Linked DNA regions of Homo sapiens: region 2 is linked to region 1. A link is an interaction called in ENCODE POLR2A ChIA-PET data of the cell type or tissue named here. Cell type or tissue: GM12878. All regions are shown on one strand.

What was found. Peaks named below come from ENCODE experiments on the same cell type or tissue, not always from the same donor. Only the 100,000 strongest peaks of a DNase experiment are listed, where the experiment ranks them.
Region 2: POLR2A ChIA-PET joins it to region 1 with 10 read pairs; 14 of 35 experiments call an interaction of 5 or more read pairs at or near these places.

What each region holds. Positions count from the first base shown.
Region 1 is chrX:44,963,922-44,971,921 of GRCh38, forward strand. All of the region lies in intron 3 of KDM6A (lysine demethylase 6A), which reads left to right. Among named protein-coding and RNA genes, the nearest start is that of KDM6A, 95 kb to the left of the region's middle. RefSeq lists an enhancer at 7,783-8,000. In GM12878, no CTCF peak of the experiment used is centred here; no DNase peak of the experiment used is centred here.
Region 2 is chrX:44,860,106-44,868,105 of GRCh38, forward strand. It overlaps LOC105373190 (a long non-coding RNA gene), which reads left to right and starts at 6,758. Exons shown (of 3, transcript XR_949040.2): 1 at 6,758-6,776; 2 at 7,292-7,412. In GM12878, no CTCF peak of the experiment used is centred here; no DNase peak of the experiment used is centred here.

The sequences.
Region 1 (8,000 bases):
TTGGTCAGGCTGGTCGCGAACTCCTGACCTCAGGTGATCTGCCTACTTCAGCCTCCCAAAGTGCTGGGGTTACACAGGCATGAGCCACTGCGCCCGGCCTTTTGACCTCAAATGTTCTTAATGGCATCAAGAATGATGAATCTTTTCCAGAAGGCTTTCAATTTACTTTCCCGAGATCCATGAGAGGAATCACTATTTATGGCAGCTATATAGTCTTACAAAATGTATTACTTTAATAAGATTTGAGGCCGGGTGCGGTGGCTCACGCCTGTAATCCCAGCTCTTTGGGAGGCCTCGGTAGGTGGATTACCTGAGGTCAAGAGTCGAGACCCACCTGGCTAACCTGGTGAAACCCCGTCTCTACTAAAAATACAAAAATTGGCTGGGTGCGGTGGTGTGTGCCTGTATTCCCAGCTACTCAGGAGGTTGAGGAAGGAGAATCACTTGAACCCAGAAGGGGGAGGTTGCAGTGAGCTGAGATCGCACCATTGCACTCCAGCCTGGGTGACAGAGTGAGACTCTGTCTCAGAAAAAAAAAAAAAAAAAAGACTTGGAAGTCAAAATTACTCCTTGATGCATAGGCTGCAGAATGGATGTTGTGTTAGCAGGCATGAAAACAACATTAATCTGCTTGTACATCTCCATCAGAGCTCTTGGGTAACCAGGTGCATTGTCGGTGAGCAATAATATTTTGAAAGGAGTCTTTTTTTCTGAACAATAGTTCTCAACAGTGGGCTGAAAATATTCAGTCGACTGTGCTGTGAACAGATGTGCTGTCATTCAGACTTTGTTGTTCTATTTATAGAGCATAGACAGTAGATTTAGCATATTTCTTGAGGTCCCTAGGATTTTCTGAATGGTAAATGAGCAATTGCTTCCACTTAAAGGCACCACCAGCATTAGTTCCTAACAAGAGTGTCAGTCTGTCCTTTGAAACTTTGAAGCCAGATGTTGATGAAAGTCCTACATCTGAAAGTCCTACATGGCATCTTCCTCAATAGAAGGCTGTTTCACGGAGATTGAAAATCTGTTGTTTAGTGTAGCTACCTTTATCAGTGATCTTAGCTAGATCTTCTGGATAATTTGCTACACTTCTCCATCAGCACTTGCTGCCTCATCTTGCGCTTTTGTGTTATGGAGATGGCTTCTTTCCTTAAACTTCACGAACCAACCTCTGCTAGCTTTACACTTTTCTTCTGCAGCTTCTTCACTTCTCTTGGCCTTCATAGAACTAAGGAGAGAGTTAGGGCCTTTCACTGGAGTAGGCTTTGGCTTAAGGGAATGTTGTGGCTGGTTTGATGTTTTATCCAGACCACTCAGACCATGTCCATATCAGCAGTAAGGCTGTTTTTGCTTCCTTGTCTTTTGTGCATTCACTGGAATAGCACTTCAAATTTCCTCCAAGAATGTTTCCTTTGCATTCGTAACTTGGCTGTTTGGCACAAGAGGCCTAGCTTTTGGTCTGTCTCAGCTTTCAAAGTGCCTTCCTCACTAAGCTTAATGATTTCTAGCTTTGGATTTAAAGTGAGAGATGCGTAACTCTTTCTTTCACTTGTACACTAAGAGGTCATCGTAGGGTTATTAATATGCATAATTTCAATGTTGTCATGTATTAGGGAATACAGAAGCCCAAGGAGAGGGAGAGAGACTAGGGAATGGCCTGTTGGTGGAGTAGTCAGAACACATGCAACAGTTATCGATTGTTTACTGTCTTATGTGGGCACAGTTAGTGATTCCCCAAAACAATTACAGTAGTAACACCAAAGATCGGTGATCACAGGTCATCATAACAGATAACAATAATAATGAAAATGTATGGAATATTGGTTTACCAAAATGTGACACAGAGCCATTAAGTGAGCACATGGCTGTTGGAAAAATGACACCGATAGACTTGCTCTACACAGGGTTGCTGTGAGCCTTCAATTTGTAAAGAACGCAAATATCTGTGAAGCACAATAAAGCAAAGTGCAATAAAACAGGGTATGCCTGTAGAATTCTATGCAATCTGCTACTTTTTTATTGCTGCACCTTTATGTAGTTGGAGGACATGCTATTTTGAGAGCATGTAAAGAGAGACCTAGACTTGAAAATTAGGTTTACATATGAGGCTACGTGTACTTGCTACTTAGTGGTTGTTAAACAATAAATCTTTTAACTTTTAACACTATGTTAGACTGTGACTATAGCTTTATTTTTCACATATATATATATATTTTTTTTTTAATTTTATTTTTTGAGACAGGGTCTTGCTTTGTCACCCAGGCTGGAGTGCAGTGGCAGAAACATGGTTCACTGCAGCCCCAAACTCCTGGGCTCAAGTGATTCTCCTACCTCAGCCTCCTGAGTAGCTGGAACTAGAGGTGCGCGCCACCACGCCTAACTATTTTTTGTACTTTTTTTAGAGACAGAGGTCTTGCTTTGTTTCCCAGGCTAGTCTTGAACCCCTGGGCTCCAGCGATCCTCCCGCCTCAGCCTCCCAAAGTGTTGAGATTACAGGTGTGAGCCACCATGCCTGGCCACTTAAAAATTTTGGTTATGAAGGTAATGAATCCAAGGAGATTGATCTTGGATATGTGTTTTCTTTTTTGGAAGGGAGGGCATGTGGCAACTAGACTGTGTTAGCAAACTAGCTGGTGAGAGTAATCTAGTAAGGTGAGAGAAGAGAAGGATAATCTAAGGATTTAAGTCCTTGAAAACATGTGCTTCATTTAGTGTTGTGTAGATGACCTGGGCATTGATAGGTAGTTAGCAGCTTGATTAATGTGTAATAGGGGGAAGAGGAAGGAGAAAATGGATGCAGGGGTATGCAAATGTATTCAGTATATTTTAATATTTCAAGCTGGTGGTTTCTATTTCCTAGATGTGTTTTGTTATTTATTTTTTGAAATCCTCTTTGAGGCTTTTTAAGGCATGTTGCCACTTAAAATAAATTCTCTCTCTCTCTCTTTTTTTTTTTTTTTTTTGAGACAGAGTCTCGCTCTGTCGCCCAGGCTGGAGTGCAATGGTGCAATCTCGGCTCACTGCAAGCTCCGCCTCCCGGGTTCACGCCATTCTCCTGCCTTAGCCTCCCGAGTAGCTGGGACTACAGGCGCCCGCCACCACGCCCGGCTAATTTTTTGTACTTTTTAGTAGAGACGGGGTTTCACTGTGTTAGCCAGGATGGTCTTGATCTCCTGACCTTGTGATCCGCCTGCTTTGGCCTCCCAAAGTGCTGGGATTACAGGCGTGAGCCACCGCACCTGGCTAAAATAAAATTCTCTATCTGTTCTCTTCATTGTCTTTCTCCAAGTCCAAAACTAGAATCTGTCTCTAATAGCCCTCTCCCTTCCTCTCCAACACATACTCATACCCTCAAGATTACCAGTTTATAGAGACATTTGTTACCTTTGGCTACCTCCTTCTCCTCTCTTTGGATCTAGTACAGGATAAGAGAACTACTAACCCTGGGCAAATAGACATTTATTTTTAGAGAACACATTATAAACCATAACTTCCTGGGAGTAAACCATGTAGTAAATGTGTAATTCTGTGAGTGAACTGCTCAGGTATATGTACATAGGCGACTTACTGGCCTTGTTCTTCTGAAGACAGCCCTGTAATTATTTGCCCTGATTCATAGTCATCTTTTCTGTGTAAAGTTTTCTGAGCTTGGCATTTCTCTTGAGTTTAGTTCCTTTAAAAAAAACAAACAAAAAAAGGCTTCTATTTCTATAGTAGAAAATGGTAGAACCTGTTTTGTGTGTGTTTTGGGCTGTGGTTTTTCTTACCCTTAATTGTCATTTTGCTCTCATCTACTTTCTGTCTTACAAGAATTCCAAGAAACAATTTTGGTCTGAAGATGGTATAATTTGGTAATCATTTATCTTTTCTGTGATTCCAGATGAATTTGATGCAGAAGGAAAAAAGGCTTTGTAAAATATTTTCTTAGCTTTTCTGGCTGGTGATATGAATGAAGAGTTTAAAAAAATGTCATGTCACTTTATTTGGTCATTTTACTTGTAGGAATTTATTTTAAGTCTTAAAATAGTAATTGGATAGGGGATTGTGGGAAAATGGAGGCTCACTGCAGTCAGTCTATTGTTGTAGGTTATGTTCCTCAGTAAGGAGTTTCCTTTATGTTCAACAGCTTTGGAAGGTGGAGGGTAGAACCAGTATTGGACAGAAGGAGAAGTTAAGCTGTGACAGCCTTTACTAACTTCATGGGATGCTCTGGAGCCAGAATGGCCCTTGAGAGCTATACCAAGTTGGGCCAAGATAGCCAGGCCTTTATACTCCAATTATTCCATATTGAACATGGGCCAGCCTGAGAAGAACTGTGACCAGGGACAAGTTGGCTCTCTGCAACTGAGGCAGCTTCTGTAGAATCTCACAGATAGAGGCTTTCAGCAAGCAGGATTCCCAGCAGTTCTTTCTTGAAGTGGGATATGAGTGCTTCTTTACAGTGTCTACTATACCTCCTTTTTACTCCTAACTCTAAAGCTAACCCATGAACCTCCGAAGCCAAATTGCTGATGGGGCTCTCAGATAGCTTATAAGCCTTAAACCATGGAGATTATGCAGTGATTTCACTTCTTTGGGTTGGAGGACACCCTGAGAGATACATAACCCTGGGCTGAAGCCCAAGCATATGTATTTAGATGAATATATGTGATGGATCTTAGGAGCAGTTAATAGAAAATAAGTGTAAATATCTATAAATATGTGGTAAAATATAGGTAAAGAGAGTCACGGAGGTTAAATTAGTTGATTAGAAAATCAGGTAGCAGCTGGGCACAGTGGCTCACTCCTTTAATCCCAGCACTTTGGGAGGCCGAGGCGGGCGGATCACCTGAGGTCAGGAACTCTAGACCAGCCTGACCAACATGGAGAAACACCGTCTCTACTAGAAATAAAAAATTAGCAGGGCGTGGTGGCGCATGCCTGTAATCTCAGCTACTTGAGCGGCTAAGGCAGGAGAATTGCTTGAACCCAGGAGGTGGAGGTTGCGGTGAGCTGAGATCACGCCATTGCACTCCAGCCTGGACAGTAAGAATGAAACTCCATCTCAAAAAAAAAAAAAAAAAAATTAGGTAGCAGATTATTTCAAAGTACATAGCAAAATTATAAACAGAAATTACGAGGCAGGAGACTTAAAGGATAGACAGTAAGAACTTCAGAAGTAAAAAATTAGAGGAGTGTAATAATCATTCCTGACATTAATATGAAAACCTTGAAACTCTTAAAAATTGTTTCTTCATATTTTTGAGCTGGAAGTTTTCCCAATTATAAGTTCCCTGAAATTCTAGCCAGTGATAGATTTTTCTTGCATTCTTCCTTCCCTCAAGTAATTGGTCGTTTGTTGCATTTCTGTCACTTTTGGGCAAAATATGCTTTGGTTGTTTCAATTCTTAAGCAGTTACAAATGGCCAGGGCAAGTTACATGCCAAGAGCTGCCAATGTGGAGAAGCCTTAAGTTAGAGCTTGGAGGGTTTTCTTTCTCTTTTTATCTTTTTTTTTTTTTTTTTTTTTTTTGAGATGGAGTCTTGCTCTGTTGCCCAGGCTGGAGTCCAGTGGCGCGATCTCGGCTCACTGCAAGCTCTGCCTCCCGGGTTCACGCCATTCTCCTGCCTCAGCCTCCTGAGTAGCTGGTACTACAGGTGCCCGCCACCACGCCCGGCTAATTTTTCTATTTTTAGTAGAGACAGGGTTTCACCGTGTTAGCCAGGATGGTCTCGATCTCCTGACCTTGTGATCCGCCTGCCTCGGCCTCCCAAAGTGCTGGGATTACAGGCGTGAGCCACTGCGCCCGGCCCTCTCTTTTTGTCTTTTGTGGGTTGAATGACAGTACTCTATCCTGGAATATTTATAGTATAAGAACATGAAATGTGTGTTTTCCAATCATAGATTTTGTTTGGCTTCTCCAAAATTGTCAATTTTTTAATCCATTTTCTGTAATCATTCTAAAACAGGTTTTAAGCATTGTATGAGGATGTCCAAATAAATGATTTCCCTCATTCTGTATTAAGGACTTTAGAAAATTCTAGTTACAGTAGACTAGGAATTTTTTTATGGATAACTACCTTAAAGATTAGAAATAAGGACTGTGCTTTGGTCAAAAGGATTTTACTAGAGAGACTTTGGTGAGGTGATGGGTACTTGCATACTGCACCTTTAGAGTTTTAATGATTTTTTTTCTGATTAAGAAACAGCACGTTAAGATCCTTCTTAAAATAAGATGCTAAGCATAATGAGGGTAGAGTATAATTGTTTATAAAATGTGTAAACGAGTAGAAAGATCACTATGGAAGAAATGGAACAAATGCTCATGGAAGAAATGGCTCAATTACAAATCTGTTCCTGCCATTTAGAGTATTAACTTTGTGACTTTGAATTTGAGCATTCATATTTATTTCTCAGTTCACCATATTTTTGTATGGATGCCATGTTTCTCCCAACTGATAATTACATGGACTTCTTTTTTAAAATATTTTATTTTTTCTCTTTAATTTTTTATTTCTTTGGGGGTTTTTTTGTAACATCTTTTCACATCACATGGACTTCTTATACTTCAGTTTTATTTGCTTTAGAAGACATCATACTGTCTTTTTAAAGGTTCCCCAATCCTAAAAGAGAATTTTATGAAGCCAGATGATATATATAATTAATCAAATTATTGAAAGTATGCCCTCCAAATTTGTGGAAATTCTGTAATATCATTACAAGGGCAATCTCCAGGTTTGATATGGTGACTGCACAAAATTGTCAGGGACCAAGTCTTCTGTTTTCAGCATGTTTTTAGGTACAAGTATTAAATACCTGATTCTAGCTTAAACAATAAGGACATTTATTACCTCACATAATAGGAAGTTCATAGGTGGATTTTTCTCCAGGCATGGTTTGAAGTCTAGAAGGATCCAGTTACTTTTCAGTCTGTTTCTTCTGTGCTGTGGGCTTCATCCCAAGATAGTTCCCTCGTGGTGGCAGTTGGTAATATATGCTTCCTTGTTCACATCCATTAGTAGACAGAGAACCTTTTTCATGTCTGTCATCTATAAATCAGTGGTGATTGGGCCACCTGAGCTCATGTGCCCATTTCTGGACTAAAACAATCACCGAGATTGCCAGGAAACTGATAACCTTTTCAAATCAATAACGGGGATTGAGAGTGTGGTTAGAAATGAATGTGAGAAAATCAGCCACACCATTGACTACACAAACTCTTGCTTGACTATTTTTTTTCTACAGCTGGTTTGATAAATTTGGTTTGCTTTTCTTTTTAGAAGACCATTAATTAATGACCTTTATAAACTAGCTACCCTCATGCATGAAGAACTAGGAAATGGGAGATGGCTTAAAACCAGTTCTTCACCACAACTGGAAAAATTTCTCATAGTCTAACGTCCTTCCAGTGATAGGTTGGTTGGCATCATCTTTATGCAAAAAAGATGAGCATTATTCATATGTAAAAGTTATTTTTTCAGATATGTGATGATGTTTTTGGGTAATGTTTCTGTAATTTGAACATATTCAGAATGTTCTTTATATGATTTTATATATATTTTGGCAATTTACAGTAAAATGAAAACATTTCATATAGAGTTTCAGAAAACATTAACTTCCATTTTTGGTAAATCTTCTTTTATTCAGCATCTCATATATTGTAAGGTCAGCCGAGAGAAAGGAAAAATAGACCCAAAGTCAGGCGAGTAAGTTTATTGAACCTGCTGGCTGCTCCACCACAGACAGAGGAGGCAGCCCTGAGCTTACAAAATGAGGGGTTTATATGGGGGAGAGAGACCCTGGGGTCGTTTGTTGGTTAACTTTGCCATATATAACCTTGTGACATTTATGGTAGCAGCCAGATGAAGGAACTTACAGGAGGGTTTAGGTAAAGTTTGTTTATGCTTCCCACGACCTCCCCTGTGCAGTCTGGATGGTTTGTAATTGGGGTTTGCTTATCGCAGCAAGGTCTGATAAGTGAAGTCTGCTGGCTCCACTGGGGCGCCTGGATAAGAGCT
Region 2 (8,000 bases), 100 kb before region 1:
TTTTTTTCCCTGAACAATCATAGAAACTTTAATATTGTAGCTTAAAACTTTTGCCATGATGTTTCCAGCTGTGTGTCCCTTTGTATTGACTTTGCCTAAAACATGGTGGGCTCTTTCAATCAATATATGATGTTCTTCAATAAACGAAAACTTTTAGGCTGGGTGCGGTGGCTCACAGCTGTAATCCCAACACTTTGGGAGGCCGAAGCAGGCAGATAATGAGGTCAGGAGTTCAAGACCAGCCTGGCCAACATAGTGAAACCCCGTCTCTACTAAAAATACAAAAAAAAATTAGCCTGGCATGGTGGCGGGCACCTGTATTCCCAGCTACTTGGGAGGCTGAGGCAGAAGAATCGCTTGAACCCAGGAGGCAGAGGTTGCAGTGAGCCAAGATTGCGACACTGCACTCCAGCCTGCAAAATAGAGCGAGACTCCATCTCATAAAAAAAAAAAAAAAAGGGAAAACTTTTCTGTTTCAGTTACTTTCATTACTTCTCTTCCATTTGCCTTCGTTCCTTTTTTAGGAACACAAATTATCCATATGTCGGTTCTCCAGATTCTCCATTCTTCTTTTTCCACAGCTATCATCTTCTCTCTCTTTGTTTGTCTTTGTCCTTCACATTCCATTCAATTTCTTAGCATCAGCTTTGCTCTTGACATCAAATTCAAATTTTTTTTTTGCTGTATGAATATTGCTCTTTACTATCTCCAATGTGTACTTTAATTTTGTTCCTACTGTTGGGGAGTACTGCTAATTTTCCTTACCCTGTCTGTTTCTCATTTCATTCTGTTGAATTTTCATCTCAGTCCCCACCTCTTCCTTCCATTTACAGAAGGAAACCTTAGGACTGCTAACGGGTTTCCAAAATTTTTTTCTGGGCCCTGGTGAAGAAGAGTTCTCATTTCCTCTAATGTTTCTGAATGCTACGTTCTTCCCCTAGCTCTGTATTTTTTATTCTCTTTACCCTCAAATAAAACAAGGTTTCTCTTTTCTCTGTCCACAGGTAAGTGAGCTGGTTACGCTTGGATCCATCATGTGCCCAGGGAAATCGAGGCAGAATCACCATCTCAAGTCTGTAGCTGGAGGACAGATTAATGTACACATAGTTTGATTTCACTTTTTGTACCTCTTATTTACTAATGTGATACACAACAAAATATAGTTCCCAGCACAGACTTCTTTAAGACCTTCAAGTAGTTGACCTCTTCCTAAAGTTTTGGGCAGAACCCACTACATAATTTGCAAGAAAATTACATGTAAAATGAGAATGTGGGGCCTCTTGTTAAAAAATTAAGAATTTCCAGACAGTGACAGCAAAGCATTAAACCAAGAATGGGGCCTTCTTTCATGGGGTCCTGGGTGACTGCACAGTGCAAACGCTCGTGAAACCAGCCATGTATGGGGACTGTACCTCTCTAAATGTATCTCCTCCTTTTTTCTCCCAAATTCTCCCTTACTTCTTGCCAACTTATCTATCTTCCTAGATAAGCAATAGGAAATAGAGGGATTCAGGGGATGTGGAGTGGAGGCAGAGGTGGGGATCAGTATTCTGGTGAGCAGCTTTGAAGGGTAGAGAAACTGATGTTTCTTGTTGGTTTAGGCACCAAGTCTTTGAGATGGGAGACAGATTGTAGGTCATTATGGAATGGCGGTATGAGCTTTAAATAAGAGGCTTTCTACCTTTTTCAGTCAGTGTCTGTTTGAGGAAATAAAGCCAAACTAAAGCATGACTGGGGTTTTCTCAATCCAGCCCTTTAGGGCCATCCGCCTCTTAATTAACACCTATTTCACCCAGATCCAAGCCTTGGGTTACCTGTTAGTTTTAGTCCTTAATATTGTGAAATCTTGTCTTTTTTTTTTCTTTTTCTGTATTTGAGGGAATTTTTGTGAAAAGTTAGGCCCGGATGCATTTGGGGGCAAATAGCAATACATTATTTTGAACTGGAAGCCCCCAGGGAACCAATTAGTCGGGTGAGGGATTGGCAAACTTTTTCTGTATAGGGACAGATGGTAAATATTTCAAGTTTTGCTGGCAGGCCAAGAGGCAGAATCGAAGATATGATGTAAGTACTTATATAACAATAGAGAAAACAAATGTCCACAAATACTTTATTGATGAAATTCAAAATCTAATAGTAGTTAATTGGGTATAATTTTTGGTAATACAGGTCTACTAGTGAGAAGAATAAAATTCTATGCTTTTGGAATACATTTTACTTGACGGAGGTTCAAAGTTAATGTTCCCTATCATCAGATTACATTGCAAATGTTCATTTGTTAATGCTAATCTGTAATAAGATTTTATGTATTTCACTTTTGAAAATGTCTTCTCACATGGCCGGGCACGGTGGCTCACGCTTGTAATCCCGACCACTTTGGGAGGCCGAGGTGGGTGGATCACCTGAGGTCAGGGGTTTGAGGCCAGTCTGGCCAACATGGTGAAACCCCATCTCTACTTAAAATACAAAAATTGGCCGGGCATGGTGGTGGATGCCTGTAATCCCAGCTACTCGGGAGGCTGAGGCAGGAGAATAGCTTAAACCCAGGAGGCAGAGATTGCAGTAAACTGAGATTGTGCCACTGCACTCCAGCCTGGGAGACAGAGCAGAAAAAGAAAAACCCTAAAAAACAGAAAATGTCTTTTCACACAGAAGGACACTGCCAAACATTGAATTGATCTATGTTCATGTGATTTTAACTAAGCATATTCATCACATGAAAGGAATTTATAGAATTCTAGTAGATTCTTCTCTTGATATTTGCCTTTTAGTATGTCATTACACTGCAGATTCATCATTTCCAATTGATGATTAGGCAGAAACTCCTCAACCGCACAGTTAAATGAATTTTGAAATATGGAAATTTCCTTTAGATTTACATTGAGGTCTGAAAAATGCTGCTTGGAACCATAGTTTGAGCTTGGAAAATATATCTGCTGCAAATTTATATAAGAATGAATAATTCACTTGAAAATTTTTTTTGACAATTCACTTCTTGTTTTAAATTCTGACAGCATGAAAGTGTATAAAGTGGCTTGACATTACTTGTAATTCAAGCAATGTTAGTTGTCATCAAAATGACTTTACTATGGTATAAATTTCACACATAAGTGCTGTTTTGCCTTATAATTGGTAAAATTCATGAAGACACATTATCAAGTCTGCAGCAAAAAGTAATTTCCTTTTGATAATAGCTGTACAGGGCAGCTCTTATAATTAAAACATTTTCAATCTTGGTCTTAAGCTCAAAAGAATCACAATAGAAATTTGCCACTGCTAAGACATCAAACTGCTATGTGATAGGGCAAATCTGGATATTCATTTCTACTTCTGACAAAAATTCACCAAACTGATGATGGTTAAATCCATGAGACTCAATGAAGTTATCACTGACACTACTGGTTCAATAACACATGATAGATTCAAATATTACTGCAAAGTGACTACTGATGAATGAGACTATGAATAGCTACAGGGTTTAAACACATTACATTCTCACAACCTTTGTGAATTTGTTCAACTAAGCATTTTTCTTCTCCATATATATTTTTACTACCATCAGTTGTAACACATCTTAGAAGATTCCACTTCATGTTGTACTGAACCAGTGCATTCTCAGCTTTTTTGAAAATATTTTCCCCCTTAGTTGTTCCCTGCAGACTATTCACAGAGGTTAATTCTTTTTTTTTTTTTTTTTTTGAGCTGGTGTCTTGTTCTGTCGCCCAGGCTGGAGTGCAGTGGCACGATCTTGGCTCACTGCAACCTCCACCTCCCAGGTTCAAGCAATTCTCTGCTTCAGCCTCCCAAGTAGCTGGGATTACAGGCACCCACCACCACACCCGGCTAATTTTTGTATTTTTAATGGAGATGGGGTTTCACCATCTTGGCCAGGCTGGTCTTGAACTCTTGACCTCGTGATCCACCTGCCTCGGCCTCCCAAACTGCTGGGATTATAGGTGTGAGCCACCGTGCAGGGCCAACAGAGGCTAATTCTTCAGTTACTTCAAACACAGCATTGATTCCTCTAATAAACAACAACCGAATTGTATCAGTAATATCTGTTAACTCATAAAGAGCCAAGGAAAACCACTCAAAGCTAATTGCCTTGGACTATTGATGTTGCTCCCAATGTCCTCACTCTTCAAGCAATTGTTCTCCCTGAAAGGCTAATAGCCTTTAGCTATTAGCTAAAAGCCTTCAGTTTATTTTCTCTGGACATATTTGTTTGGCCATTGTAATCAAACACAGTTCAATTGAACAGCTTTTCCTGTTTGTTTGTTTGTTTTTTTTTTTTTGGAGGCGGAGTCTCACTCTGTGGCCCAGGCTAGAGTGCAGTGGTGTGATCTCGGCTCACTGCAACCTCCGCCTCCCAGGTTAAAGCGATTCTCCTGCCTCAGCCTCCTGAGTAGCTGGGACCACAGGCACGCGCCGCCATGCCCAGCTAACTTTTTTATTTTTAGTAGAGACGGGGTTTCACCATGTTGGCCAGGATGGTCTCAATCTCTTGACCTCGTGATCCGCCCACCTTGGCCTCCCAAAGTGCTGGGATTACAGGCATGAGCCACCATGCCCAGCCCTCATTTTCATTTTTTATTTTTGTGAAGAAATTCTGCTGTGATGAAATATTCTGTTTTAAATTCTCTAATTGTTCTCACTGTTGCTGTTCTGTCAGTTGGGAATATTATGATGAGTGCTTAGTTTAATAATGTTGACATATATTGTATTCTTTTAGCAAAGCTATAGTGTTATGGCATAATAAATGCTTTGCCATGAAATTTAATAACAAAATAATCGTTAAAGGCATGACATCTGAAGTCCATATTTCTCTCTTTTCTTGTTTTAACATGATAAGTATGCACCAATTATTTATTTATTTATTTATTTATTTATTGAGACAGAGTTTTGCTCTTGTTGCCCAGGCTGGAGTGCAGTGGCACAATCTCGGCTGACTGCAACCTCTGCCTCCCGGGTTCAAGTGATTCTCCTGCCTCAGCCTCCAGAGTAGCTGGCACTACAGGAGCGTGCCACTACACCTGGCTAATTTTTGTATTTTTAGTAGAGACAGGGTTTCACCATATTGGCCAAGATGTTGTCCATCTCCTGACCTTGTGATCCGCCTGCCTCGGCCTCCCAAAGTGCTGGGGTTACAGGCATGAGCCACTGTGCCTGGCCTGCACTGGTAATTTTAAAAAGTCTCAGTGTTGTATGTAAGGCACTGGAAACACTGCCAAGTTGTAACAGTATCGTTGTGATTTGTAGGGAACCCAGCGGCAGGGCAAAATGATGTGAGTGCCATGTACATTTTCTGTTGCAACTATTCCATTCTATACTGTTGCACGAAAGCAGCCATAGATAATAGTTGAATAAGCATGACTGTGTTTCAATGAAACCTTTTTTATATGGAGACCAAAAACTGAATTTCATGTAGTTTTCATCTGAGATAAAATGGCTATATGAAAACAGGTAGTGGGCTGGATTTGACCTATAGAGTATAGTTTTCTGACGCTTGGTCTAGCAAAAGGGTCAGGCTGCCAGCCAGTTAGCCAGTATTCACTAAACTTGGTGCCAAGTGCAGAGCCCAGGTGAAAGCAAATCTGTTTACAGCAACAGCACTAACACCAAGAGCAACCCTACAATTATTATTTCTCTCTCTAAAATCTTTTAATAGTCCACTGTAAACTTTCGCATGATTCTTTAGCATTCCATTCTAGACTCTTCATGGTGCTGCCTAATTTTTCAGCCTCAACTCCTGATTTTTCCCTTATCCTCTTGGCCGCAACCACACTCAACTTCTTGAATTTATCAGAACTCCCATATTCTTAGCCTTCTGTGTGCTTGCAGGTATGTTGCTGCCTCTGCCTGGAATATAAACCTCCCTATACTCACTTTCCAGCTCCTACCAATCTATCTTTTTTTTTATTTTTTATTTTTTTGAGACGGAGTCTCGCTCTCGTCAACCAGGCTGGAGTGCAATGACGTGATCTCGGCTCACTGCAACCTCTGCCTCCCGGGTTCAAGCGATTCTCCTGCCTCCACCTCCCGAGCAGCTGGCGCCCGCCACCATGCCTGGCTAATTTTTGTATTTTTTTGTATTTTTATTTATTTTTTTTTATTTTGTAATTTTTTTGTATTTTTAGTAGAAACGGGGTTTCACCATGTTGGCCAGGCCAGTCTCAAACTCCTGACCTCAGGTGACCCACCAGCCTCAGCCTTCCAAAGTGCTGGGATTATAGGCGTGAGCCACTGCGCCTGGCCTATCTTCTAATCTCTAGGATACTTCCCTGGTCCCTCTAGGCTGACAAAGATGCCTCTTCTGTGTGCTCCCACAGAAATTTGGGCATAGGTCATGGCACTCATCACTCTGGATTATAGTATAGAATTTGTTTATACAACTCTCCAAGAAAGAGTAGCTTAATTACAAGGATGATGTGAATTTTGGACATTTTCAGCTATTATTTCTTGACGTACTTTTTTTGGCTATGCCTAATTTCTCCATTTCTCCTCTCCTTCTGTGACTTGATGACATAAGTGTTGTGTCTTTTGTTACAGTGCCACAGATCCTTGAGGCTCTATTTATTTATTTATTTTTCAGTCTATTCTCTCTCTGTTGTTCAGATTGGGTATGTCCTTTTTTTTTTTTTTTCTTTTTTTTTGAGACAGGTTCTCACTGTCACCCAGGCTGGAGTGCAATGGCCCAATCTCAACTCACTGCAACCTCTGCCTCCCGGGTTCAAGCGATTCTCCTGCGGCAGTCTCCTGAGTAGCTGGGATTACAGGTAGGTGCCACCATGCCCGGCTAATTTTTGTATTTTTAGTAGAGATGGGGTTTCACTATGTTGGCCAGGCTAGTCTTGAACTCCTGACCTCAGGTGATCTACCCGCCTTGGCCTCCCAGAGTGCTGGGTTTATAGGTGTGAGCCACCCTGCCCAGCCAGGTATTTCCTATTGTTCTGTCTTGAGGTTCATGGATTCTTTCCTCTGTTCCCACCATTCTGCTATTGAGCCCATATGTGAAGTTTATTTTGATCATTCTGTTTTTTTGTTCTAAAATTTTCGTTTGATTCCATGGGTGCAGTCTTTTGCTCCCCTATCAGCCACATGAGAATAGGCCTTGAGCCTGGAACACTTCCTTACCAAGGGATGGAGAGTTCTCACAGCCTGTACTAGACTTGTTACCTTGTGTGGGAATATCTGTCTTTGTTTCAGACTCAATGTGTGCTCCTTTGTTCTGCTTAAATATATGTGTCACGTGGCATCTGGGCCACACCACTAGTATATCTGTCCACTGCAGGGAGAGGATGAGATCTTTCTGCTGCAGCACAAGAGGAGTGTGTTGGCTGTTGGAGGGACCTGTTGGCCAGGGAGAACTAATGTCCACTACTGAAGCCGATCTTGCTGTGTGTCTTCTCTATGTGAGTAAAGTTATTCTACCCGGGGCTTGACTGAATTGTATTTTCCTTGGAGATCCTGGTACCAAGATGCAGTGGGCAGAAGTGCTTGGACATCTCCTCCTGACAATAGGGCCACAGATGCCACTTGCTCAACAATACTTTGTGTCTTTTTTTTTTTTTCTGAAACTTCTTCTTGCTCTTCTGAGGCCTTCTAGTTTTTTAGTTGTTTGTTTGCTATTATTTTTATTTTATTTTATTTTTTTTTTGAGACAGAATCTCAATCTGTAGTCTAGGCTGGAGTGCAATGGCGCGATCTTGGCTCACTGCAACCTCCGCCTCCCAGATTTAAGCAATTCTCCTGCCTCAGCCTCCCAAGTAGTAGCTGGGATTACAGGAGTGCGCTATCATGCGCAGCTAATTTTTGTATTTTTAGTAGAGACAGGGATTTACCATGTTGGCCAGGCTGGTCTCAATCTCCTGACCTCGGGTGATCCTTCTGCCTGGCCTCCCAAATTGCTGGGATTACAGGCGTGAGCCTCCATGCCTAGCCCTTGTTAGATAATTTAAACATGTGATTCACTTTAGTGTTTGCATCTGTTGACCTTTTCT